Regions from separate parts of the Homo sapiens genome. Here region 1 is linked to region 2. Evidence: chromatin loops called from intact Hi-C (ENCODE). Cell type or tissue: PC-9. All regions are shown on one strand. Each heading gives the region's core, and the rest is flanking DNA. Links, peaks and the distances in the headings are about the cores only.

What was found. Hi-C counts contacts between places; a loop is a spot of excess contacts. Peaks named below come from ENCODE experiments on the same cell type or tissue, not always from the same donor. Only the 100,000 strongest peaks of a DNase experiment are listed, where the experiment ranks them.
Region 1: it touches region 2 in a loop (3-fold over the local background); 7 of 110 quality-filtered maps call a loop at or near these places.

Annotation. Positions count from the first base shown.
Region 1 is chr2:28,819,350-28,824,741 of GRCh38, forward strand. SPDYA (speedy/RINGO cell cycle regulator family member A) reads left to right here. Exons shown (of 8, transcript NM_182756.4): 5 at 2,976-3,061. Among named protein-coding and RNA genes, the nearest start is that of SPDYA, 11 kb to the left of the region's middle. In PC-9, for the core only: CTCF peaks have their summits at 2,184 (motif pointing right) and 2,383; a DNase peak (open chromatin) is centred at 2,202; H3K27ac peaks cover 386 bases.
Region 2 is chr2:28,931,877-28,937,268 of GRCh38, forward strand. It overlaps WDR43 (WD repeat domain 43), which reads left to right. Exons shown (of 18, transcript NM_015131.3): 12 at 3,645-3,731; 13 at 5,046-5,077. Among named protein-coding and RNA genes, the nearest start is that of SNORD53B, 6.6 kb to the left of the region's middle. In PC-9, for the core only: no CTCF peak of the experiment used is centred there; no DNase peak of the experiment used is centred there.

The sequences.
Region 1 (5,392 bases), core at 148-5,147, 110 kb before region 2:
ATTTAAAAATTAGCCAAGTGTGGTGGCATGCACCTGTAGTTCCAGCCACCCAGCTGAGGTGGGAGGATCACTTGAACCCAGAAGTTGGAGGATACAGTGAGCTTTGATCAATTGTGCCACTGCATTCCAGCTTGGACAATAGAGCAAGACTCTGTCTCTAAACAAATTAATTAAATTTAAAAATTAAAAAAATAAGAGCTAGCCTGCACTGCTCCTTCAAAGCAGAAGCTTTACACATGAATTTCTGGAATTAGCATATAGCATAGATTCAGTCTATACTTAAGGAATTGTAGAATATTATTGATTACATTTAAATGACCTTAAATTTGTATTTGATTGAAAACAGAAATCAAAACAGGTGTGGCAGCTCATGCCTGTAATCCCAACACTGTGGAAGGCCAAGGCGAGAGGATCACTTAAGCCCAGGAGTTCCAAGACCAGCCTTGGCAACATAGGGAGACCTGGTCTCTTAAAAAAAAAAAAAAAAAAAAAAAAAAAAAATATATATATATATATATATATATATATATATATATATATATATATATATATATTTTATCCTGAGGCAGGAGGATTGCTTGAGCCAGGGAGATCAAGGCTGCAGTGAGCTGTGGTACCACCACTGCACTCCAGCCTGGGTGACAGAGCCAGACCCTGTCTCAAAAACGAACAAAAACCAAAGAACCACAAACAGAAAATCAGTATAGACTTAATACATTTTGATCAGTTATTACCTTTTATCAGGCTGTGGAGAAAAAATATTCTGAGATTTACTTTACTAAGGTAGTCTGCATTTTAGTATTTTGTAAGTCAGAGAAAACAAATCTCAGTAATTTGTAGGGTAAAATTAGTTTAACATGTTGTTTAGGAATCAGTGTTTCATAAAAGAATGTCTGACTTACACACTGGGAGCAGCGATGTTTCTATATTCTTTAGATTTTGTTGAATGGTTAAAATTTCAGCTTTGTCGCTCATACCTGTGATCCTAGCGCTTGGGATGCTGAGGCGGGCAGATCACCTGAAGTCAGGAGTTCAAGACCAGCCTGGCCAACATGGAGAAACCCTGTCTCTACTAAAAATACAAAAATTAGCCAGGTGTGGTGGTGCGCACCCATAGTCCCAGCTACTCGGGAGGCTGAGACAGGAGAATTGCTTGATCCCAGAAGGCAGAGGTTGCAGTGAGCCGAGACCGAGCCACTGCACTCCAGCCTGGGCGACAGATCGAGACTCTGTCTCAAAAAAATAATAATAATAAAATAAAATTTCAGCTTTGTATTTTTCAATTTTTTTCTTTTAGAAAAATATTTCTCGTGCTAAGAATTTTCAGCTTTGTAAATGCCATTTTGTACCAAGCAGTCATATTTGAAAATTAAGCGTGACTTTACATCACTACTAGCCAACAGTAAAGGGAATGAGTGGAAGGTTAGCTTGTGATTAAATACAAAGTACTGGGGTGAAGATTTTTATTTAAGCTTAAGATGACAGGGATACACTAGAAGAAGGTTTATAAAATTTTTTAAATTTCATTTTGGAAAATTTAAAACATACACAATTTGAAGTAAATAGAATAGAACAAAGAGCCTCCATATGCATCTCATCTAGCTACAATAGATCAACTGTGGCTGTTCTTGTTTCTTCTAATGCCTCTCACCAAAAACGATTATTTTGAAGCTGATCCCAGACATCCTAACATTTTATCCATAAATATTTCACAATATATCACTAAAAGTTAAGAGCTGTTTTAAAACAATTACAATGTCATAGAACTTTTAAAATTAACAGTAATGCTGTAATATCAAATATACAATTCATGTGGAGTTATGATGTGATTTTTTTTTTTTCTTTTTCTTTTTTTTTTTTTTTTTTTTGAGATGGAGTCTCACTCTGTCATCCAGGCTGGAGTGCAGTGGCGTGATCTCAGCTCACTGCAACCTCCGCCTCCCGGGTTCAAGCAATTCTCCTGCCTCAGCCTCCCAAATGTCTGGGATTACAGGCATGTGCCACCACGCCCGGCTAATTTTTCTGTATTTTTAGTAGAGATGGGGGTTTTACCATATTGGCCAGCCTGGTCTTGAACTCCTGACCTTGTGATCCACCCGCCTCGACCTCCCAAAGTGCTGGGATTACAGGTGTGAGCCACTGCGCCCGTCAGGAAGTTTTAAACTTTATGGTTTTAAGGTGCAGTAAAGTTGTTGTGCAGAAGGGGGCAGTGTTGGAAAAGTAACTACCTGGAGTACTGTCTTAACACGATCTCAAGAGTACTTTACTGGAAGTTACTGTGAAAACTTGGTATCACCTTTGTGGCAAATCCTGTTACAATAGGATGAATAAATGTCTTACGAGAGATAATCTGATACATTATTATAACTTGTTTTTAATTTGAACAGACAGAACCTGGCATATGTGCTAATAATCAGGCTAGAGATGTATCTTTCTAATAATACATTTAAAACACATTCTCCCCATGAAAATACAGCCATGTTATTCTAATTTCTGAAGTCATTTGGAAATCATTTTAAAAAGTTATTTTAAAAAGTGAGTATGGATGTCTGTAACTAAAAGGGTTTAGAAAAATTATATATACACATACATACACACAAATAGAGATAGCAAACATGGCAAATTTGGTGCATCTAAGTGAGGATGCATGGCTGTTCATTTTGCTGTTATTTCAGTTTCTGTATAGGTTTGAAATTTAAATTAGATAAAAGTGGGATTTTAGCTCAAACTATTGGCAATAATAAAATTTAGGAGTCCATTCTAGTTTATAATGATATAATAAATAGTCAAGAATTACTTTTCACTGTTCACATGGTGGATTACAGGAATCCAAAAATTAAGTACACAATTCTATAATAAGTAACACTTTATTGTTTTAGCTTATTCATCAGAAAATTTTAAAGTTAACTATTTTAAAGCAGTTTTATTTATGAAAGCAAAACATTAATATTAATTTTTAACTTTTTTCCTTATAGTATCTTTTGGCTATGACCTTTGTTTATTTCAAGAGGGCTAAATTTACTATAAGTGAGCATACCAGGATAAATTTCTTTATTGCTCTGTAAGTATACTTTCTACTAAGTGATTGTTGTGTTATCTATTATATACATTACACCTTATTTAAAACAGAGGCTATTTAAAACCTTATGTATATCTTTGAATAGGCCTTCCTGTATAAATGCTGTATGTTTTTTACTTTAATAGGATATTTTTATGTTTTTTTCACTTATCATGCTATATGCCTAAGATTTCCTTTTTTATTTATTTATTTATTTTTGAGAAGGAATCTCGCTGTGTTGCCAGGCTGGAGTGCAGTGGCACAATCCTGACTCACTGCAACCTCTGACTCCCTGGTTCAAGTGATTATCCTGCCTCAGCCTCCCAAGTAGCTGAGATTACAGCCACGTGCCACCACGCTCAGCTAATTTTTGTATTTTTAGTAGAGACGGGGTTTCACCATGTTGGCCAGGATGGTCTTGATCTCCTGACCTCGTGATCTGCCCGCCTCGGCCTTCCAAGGTGCTGGGATTACAGGTGTGAGCCACTGCGCCTGGCCAAGATTTCTTGGAGTATTCCTCTTCAATTTGTATTGCATGTTTTACATTTTTCAGAATGCTTCCATATAAATTATCCCAAATTCTCCTCTTTGTGACTTAGATATTTTTTAAAACCAGAATATTCTCTGAAATTTTCAATTAATATATAGTAAAAATCACCATCATCATTGCCCTTTTACATTGAACAACTTGTGGAAAATGCTCTAAACATAGTCTTTGTGGACCTATATCTATAACATAGTCATTATTCGTATTTGATACCATTGGTATTCACTGGCTCTTTTACTAAACACACTGAGCTGTGACAAAGGAATACAGTTGTTTTCCAGTTCTTCCACTGACTTTAGTTTATATTCATTGTGATCTGTGAAATGGTTTTCCAATCTATAGGTCAGAATACATTTGGAATTTGCATTATTTAAGAATATGTTTCTGGCCAGGCACGGTGGCTCACGCCTGTAATCCCAACACTTTGGGAGGCCGAGGCGGGTGGATCATCTGAGGTCAGGAGTTCGATACCAGCCTGGCCAACATGGTTGAAAGCCTGTCTCTACTAAAAATACACAAGTTAGCTGGGCGTGGTGGTGGGCACCTATAATCCCAGCTACTCGGTAGGCTGAGGCAGGAGAATCGCTTGAACCCGGGAGGTGGAGGTTGCAGTGAGCCGAAATCACACCACTGCACTCCAGCCTGGGAGACAGAGCAAGACTCCGTCTCAGGAAAGAAAAAAAAAAAAAGAGTATATTTCCTTTTCTACCCTATAGCTGGATATAATGCTGTAGTTGGGAATGCATGAATATATATATATATATATATATATATATATATATATATATATAAAATTTTTTTTTTTTTTTGAGATGGAGTCTCACTCTGTCACCCAGGCTGGAGTGCAGTGGCGTGATCTTGGCTCACTGCAACCTCTGCCTCCCGGGTTCAAGCAATTCTCCTGCCTCAGCTTCCCAAGTAGCTGGGATTACAGGCTCCCACCACCACGCCCAACTAATTTTTTGTGTTTTTAGTAGAGATGAGGTTTTACCACGTTGGCCAGGCTGGTCTCGAACTCCTGACCTCAAGTGATCCGCCTGCCTCAGCCTCCCAAAGTGCTAGGATTACAGGCGTGAGCCACCGCGCCCAGCCATATGAATATAATTTTAAGTGTTTACCTAGAGAACACATATAAAAAATATTTAAGTTGAATACCACAATAGCTGTCAGCACTGAAGGTAAAGTTTTTACTCAAAGTGTATTTAATTCAGAATCAAAGAGTTATTAAAGAAATAGGACTAGGCTGGGTACAGTGGCTTACGCCTGTAATCCCAGCACTTTGGGAGGCTGGGGCGGAAGGATTGCTTCAGGCTGGAAGTCCAAGACCAGCCTGGACAACATAGTAAGTCTCTACACAAATAAAAATAAAAAAATTAGCCAGGCATGGTGGCATGTGCCTGTAGTGCCAGCTACTTGGGAGGCTGAGATGAAGAGGATCACTTGAGCCCAGGAGTTCAAGGCTGCAGTGAGCTATGATCACCACTATACTCCAGCCTGGGCAACAGAGCAAGATGCTGTCAGGAGAAAAAAAAAAAAACAAAAAAAAAAAACAGGACTAGAAGAAACTGATTTCTTTTTTCTTTTTCTTTTCTTTCTTTCTTTTTTTTTTTGTGACAGAGTCTCTCTCTGTTGCCCAGGCTGGAGTGCAGTGGCATTATCTCAGCTTGCTGCAACCTCCACCTCCCAGGTTCAAGCAATTCTCCTGCCTCAGCCTCCTGAATAGCTGGAACTACAGGCGCATGCCACCACGCCCGGCTAATTTTTTTTTGTATTTTTAGTAGAGATGG
Region 2 (5,392 bases), core at 85-5,084:
TTTTTTTTTTTTTTTTAAATGAGACAGGGTCTCACTCTGTCACCCAGGCTGGAAGAGCAGTGTTGCAATTGTAGCTCACTGCATGAACTCCTGGGCTCAAGTGATCCTGCCACCTCAGCCTCCTGAGTATCTGGGACTGCAGGCACGCATCACCATAGCCAGCTAATTTTTAAAATTTTTTTGGTAGAGACAGGGTCTGCTGTGTTGCTCACATTGGTTTCAAAGTCTTGTTCTCAAGTAATCCTCCTGCCTCAGCCTCACAAAGTGCTGGCATAGAATAGCCCTTTCAGAAAATTTTTATTCTATTGATTGATTGATCGATTGTCGCCCAGGCTGGTGTGCAGTGGTGCGGTCTCAGCTCACTGCAACCTCTGCCTCCCAGGTTCAAGCGATTCTCCTGCCTCAGCCTCCTAAGTAGCTGAGATTATGGTTATGTGCCACCACACCCAGCTAATTTTGTATTTTTAGTAGAGACAGGACTTCACTGCGTTTGCCAGGATGGTCTCAGACTCCTGATCTCCGGTCACCTGCCCCTCTTGGCCTCCCAGAATGCTGGGATTACAGGCGTGAGCCACCGTTCCCAGCCAAGTAAACCCTTTTTTAAAAAAGAAAAGAATGGATGTTCTTATAATGTATTACCTAGGAGATTATGCATTTATATATTCTGTACTCTAAAAAGAAAGAGGTTAGTAACATTTTTCTTTCTAAAAACGTTTTCCCCCTTCCCAAAAGCTGCCTTATGAGGATACATAGTTATGAGGATATTAAAAATAGGAACAAAAGAAGAATGTGAGCAGTGACAGGGATACAACATGGCACCTTCCAAGAGGTTAATACTGTCTGTCATAGAAAACCTGACATTAACATTAATGGCATTTGGAAGGTGGAAATGTAACTCAATGAATTAGTGTGTAGCTTATGCAAAAAGAGAAGCGTATTTATGTAATTCATGGCATCCATAGGGGATATTTTTAAATATTTTAAAAAGCATTTAAGTTAAATATTTTTTAACAGTTCCATTTATAGTAGTACCAAAAAATACCTAGGGTATATCTAAAACAGGTAACTGTCTCTACACTGAAAATTATAACAGTTGAGAGAAGTTAATGAAGACCTAAGTAAATAGAGATCTAAGCCCTGTTCATGGGTTAGAATATTCTGTATTTTGGGGTCAAGAATTCTCCCCAAATAATCTATATATTTAATCCATTCTCAATTAAAATTCCAGCAGTCCTTGTCAGCCACCTTCGTAGAAATTGACAAACCTATCCTAAAATTTATGTGGAAATGCAAAGGACATGGAATAACCAAAGAAATGGTAAAATAAAGAGCAAGTTGGAGGAATCACCCAGTTGATTTCAAAATAAAGCTATAGTAGTCAAGATAGTTTGATATTGGTGAAAAAATAAATATAGATTAAGGGGCCAAAACAGAGTCCAGAAATAAACCACATGCAATTGGAAAAAAATGGATCTCAGTTTTATCTCACCTTACACAAAAATCAATGCAAAATAGACCATAGACTTGACTGTAAAACCTAAAACTACAAAACTTCTGGGAAAAAACAGGAGAACATCTTTGTGAACAAGAGTGGGGAAAGATTTCTTAGATATAGCATACAATGCATGAAATGTTAAAGAAAAAATTGGTCATTTGAACCTTATCAAAATTAGAAACTTCTGTTCTTGGAAAAACAGTGTTAGGAGTATAACAAAACAAGCTGAGGGCTGGGAACAAAATATTAGCAACTCATGTTAGACAAAGGATTTGTATCTGGACTTTAAAGCAGTTGGTAAAGGTTTGAATAGACACTTCACAATAGAATTCAAATGGCCAGTAAGCACATGTAAAGGTATTATGCATTATTAATTATCACAGAAAGGCAAATTAAAACCACAGTGAAATAAAGCTTGCACACACCCCTTATAGGTTGATAAAAATGCGAAAGACAGACAATAATACCATCTGTTGGTGAGGATGTAGAGCAGCTGAAATTCAAGTATGTTACTGGTGGGAATGTAAATGGTATAACTACTTTGGAAAACAATTAGTTTATTAAAAATTGAGGATGTATCCACATATGATGGAGCCATTCTGCTGCTAGATATTTACCAGGAGAATAACACACATACGTTCATACAAAGACTTCCTCATGAATGTTCTTTGTAATGGCCCTAAACTGGAAAGAACACATATGTCCTTTAACAGGTGAATGGAGAAACAAATTGTTCATCTAGCAATATAAGTAATGTGTTATTAATAGACCAGTAGTATTCATGAATCTCAAACTAAGGCTGTGAGAAAGAAGCCAAGCAAAAAGTAATATAAATTCCTATTTATATAAAAATTCTGGAAAAGCAGACCAATACATAGTTCAGTAGCTGCCTGGGAATCGGGGTGGAAGGAGGGATACATTTAAAGGGACCCAAGGAGACCCGAGGGTGATACAGTGTTTATTTTTATCATATCATAGTATTTGTTTCATGGGTAAAGAGTATGTCAAACTGATCAAGCAGTACACTTTAAATATATGGTGTTTATTACGCTTCATTTGTACTGCAGTAAAGTTGTAAAAGAAAAATCTTGTCTTCAACACCACCTTCTTAGTAGTTATAACTATGGCTTATAGGTTTGTTTCTTTACATACATCCTTGATGGAAATTAATGAGGCTGACTCCTCTGTTTATTATCATTTCACTTAGTTTGGGATAACGTATTTTTATTTGCTGATTTTAAATTAGAAAATCATTACTAATTACTGAGACCAGGAGGTCAAAGCTGCAGTGAGCTGTGATCATGTCAGTGCACTCCAGCCCAGACAGCAGAATGAGGCCCCTGTTTCAAATAAATACATTAATAGGTTGGAAACTAACTTCCTCTATTTTTGCCTTTTGGTGCCACTGCTGTTTCTATTCTGAGCATATTTATAGCAACAACCATCACCAACAAATACATACACCATTAGAAAGACTCTCTGGAACTAAACCCTTTCAAAAGGACCCTAATTTTCACCTTCTACTTCTGTAAAGCATGTGGGGCTTGAAGAAGTTGAACAACCTGTGCCAGAAGGTGTGCTTCTAAGGGGCAGGACCGGAACTGATCTGCTCTGTGTCCTTTGCTGTAACCCAGTGTGGAGACTGGGTCTCCACCATAGATGTACGCTTAAAGGGTTTTGATTCAAGCTCTCATTATGTCATCTTTTGATTGGCATAAAATTTTACCAAAATTTTGACACCTACTTTAAAAGGATTTCTTGCTTTCTAAGTAATTTTACTGTTTTGCTCACTCTAGGGTGGATACAGCCCAAATTTCATAAAATGGAGGTTTGGGAACATCTTTAAAGTGGCATATGTCTGTATTCAAACGTCTAGAGATGTTTTAATAAAACACAAAGAAGTAAAATTACTTCAGTAATGAAGTAAATTTACTGATACCCAAAGACTGTGCTTGTCTGTTAAGCACAAGACGTAATATAACATACTCCATTCAGTCCCTCCAACCTTTATTTTTGCTAAATTCAGTTTGTAGTTTATTGCCTTGGTCTTAAATGATTTAAAGGATTCATTTTTACAGACTTTTTTTTTTCTGTGATGTCCTTGGTTTGTCAGTATGCTCATCTTAATAATCCTTTTATTTTCTCACAGAAAGTACTTCAAACTAGGAATGTAAACCTTATAAAGAAGACTGTATTAAGGATGCCCCTGCATACTATTATTCCGTTGTTACAAGAGGTAACTGACTGCTTTTTTCATTTCAGCATCCTAATGCCATGAGTTAAATGGAAAATTCAGTAGTTAGAGAAATGGATTTGTAATACGTAAGGACACATGGCATTTAGAGTGAGTAATGGATGGAGGAAAGTACTTTAGACAAAAAAAAAAAAAAAAAAAAAGTGAAATTAATTCCTGGGGCAATGAAAGGAAATGTCATTGGCAGTTTTACCTTTATTCTGCTAATGGCTATTGTGTGTCTGTTTACCTGGAGGCACTTGGAACTTGTGGCACAGAATGCTGTATGTACAGGATATCATCTACATGGGAATAATTGTTGTAAACACCCCAAACATAAAGCTCCCAAATTCTCATTTTGGTTTTTCCCAGTATGTCCTGTGAGGTACCTTAACCTAACACCGAAACCATTTTTATATGTATTGATTTTCTTAATCACAGTTTGGTTGTTAATCTCTGTGACTGGCAGTATGGAATTGGAGGTGGGAGGACTGCTTGAGCCCAGGAGTTTAAGACTGTAATGCGCTATGATTGCACATTTAAATAGCCACTATACTCTAGCCTAGGCAACATAGCAAGACCCCATCTTAAAAAAAAAAAGTATATATAATTTCACTGAAACTTGCCCTACAAGAGTGGGTATAAATTTTTAAAAATTAGGCCTAAAAATAGAGTGTATTCTTTGTAATTAGAAATTATACCTGGATTCCATTTATCTAACATGCTGCTGAAGTATTTTGCAAGTATAGTTACGGTATTAACAGTGTGGGCTGGTGTACCATTATTGGTAAGGGAAAACTCTGTACTTAAAAAAGCAGTGTCTTGTATAGAAAAGGGTGGTCATGTGTTTTTGTAATACTGCCTACTATAAAAATTTGCCTAACCTTGATTTTTTTCTTTGTATTTTAAAAATCGAGATACAATTCACGTAGCATAAAATTTAACTCTTTTAAAGTATACATTTTAGTGTTTTTCAGTATGTTTGCAAGTTGTGCAGTTGTCACCCCAAAAAGAAATCCTTTATCTATTAGCAGTCACTCTCCATTCTTCCTTCTCCCCAGTTGGCTGGCAATCACTAAGCTATTTTCTGTCTGTGGATTTTGCCGGTTCTGGACATTCCTTCATATAAGTCCTATCCTAGACTTTTATCAGCTAATTACTCTGATTATGGGAATGTATTCATAGACTGTATTATGCGGTTTAAAATAGACTACTTATTAGAATAATAATTTCTCAATATTGTCATTGTATCATAGGAATTGACAGCATTGGTTGCCTCTGAAGTGCTGTTGTTAATAGTGTTTTTCTCTCCCTTAGCTTACAAAGAGGTTACAAGGACATCCTAATAGGTAAGATTAAACAGGTGACTTAAAAACAGTGTTGTCTGACAGCATGAAATTAAATATTAGGTGGTTCTGATTTCTAACTAATAAAACTCTTTCAGTGTCAAATATTAACCCCTCGCCACCTCCCTTATTTTAAGTTGAATGATTCTTATTCTTAGCGTTTTATTATAGTTTTCTTTTGCAAAACTCCTAAATTGATACTTTAGCTTTATTAGCAGGTCATTTAAATGATTAGTCTTATTTAATAACTTAGTGTTGATATCGTAAAACTGCTGCTTATAGTACCTGCCGAACCTCTGATAGCTGCTTAAGACTCTG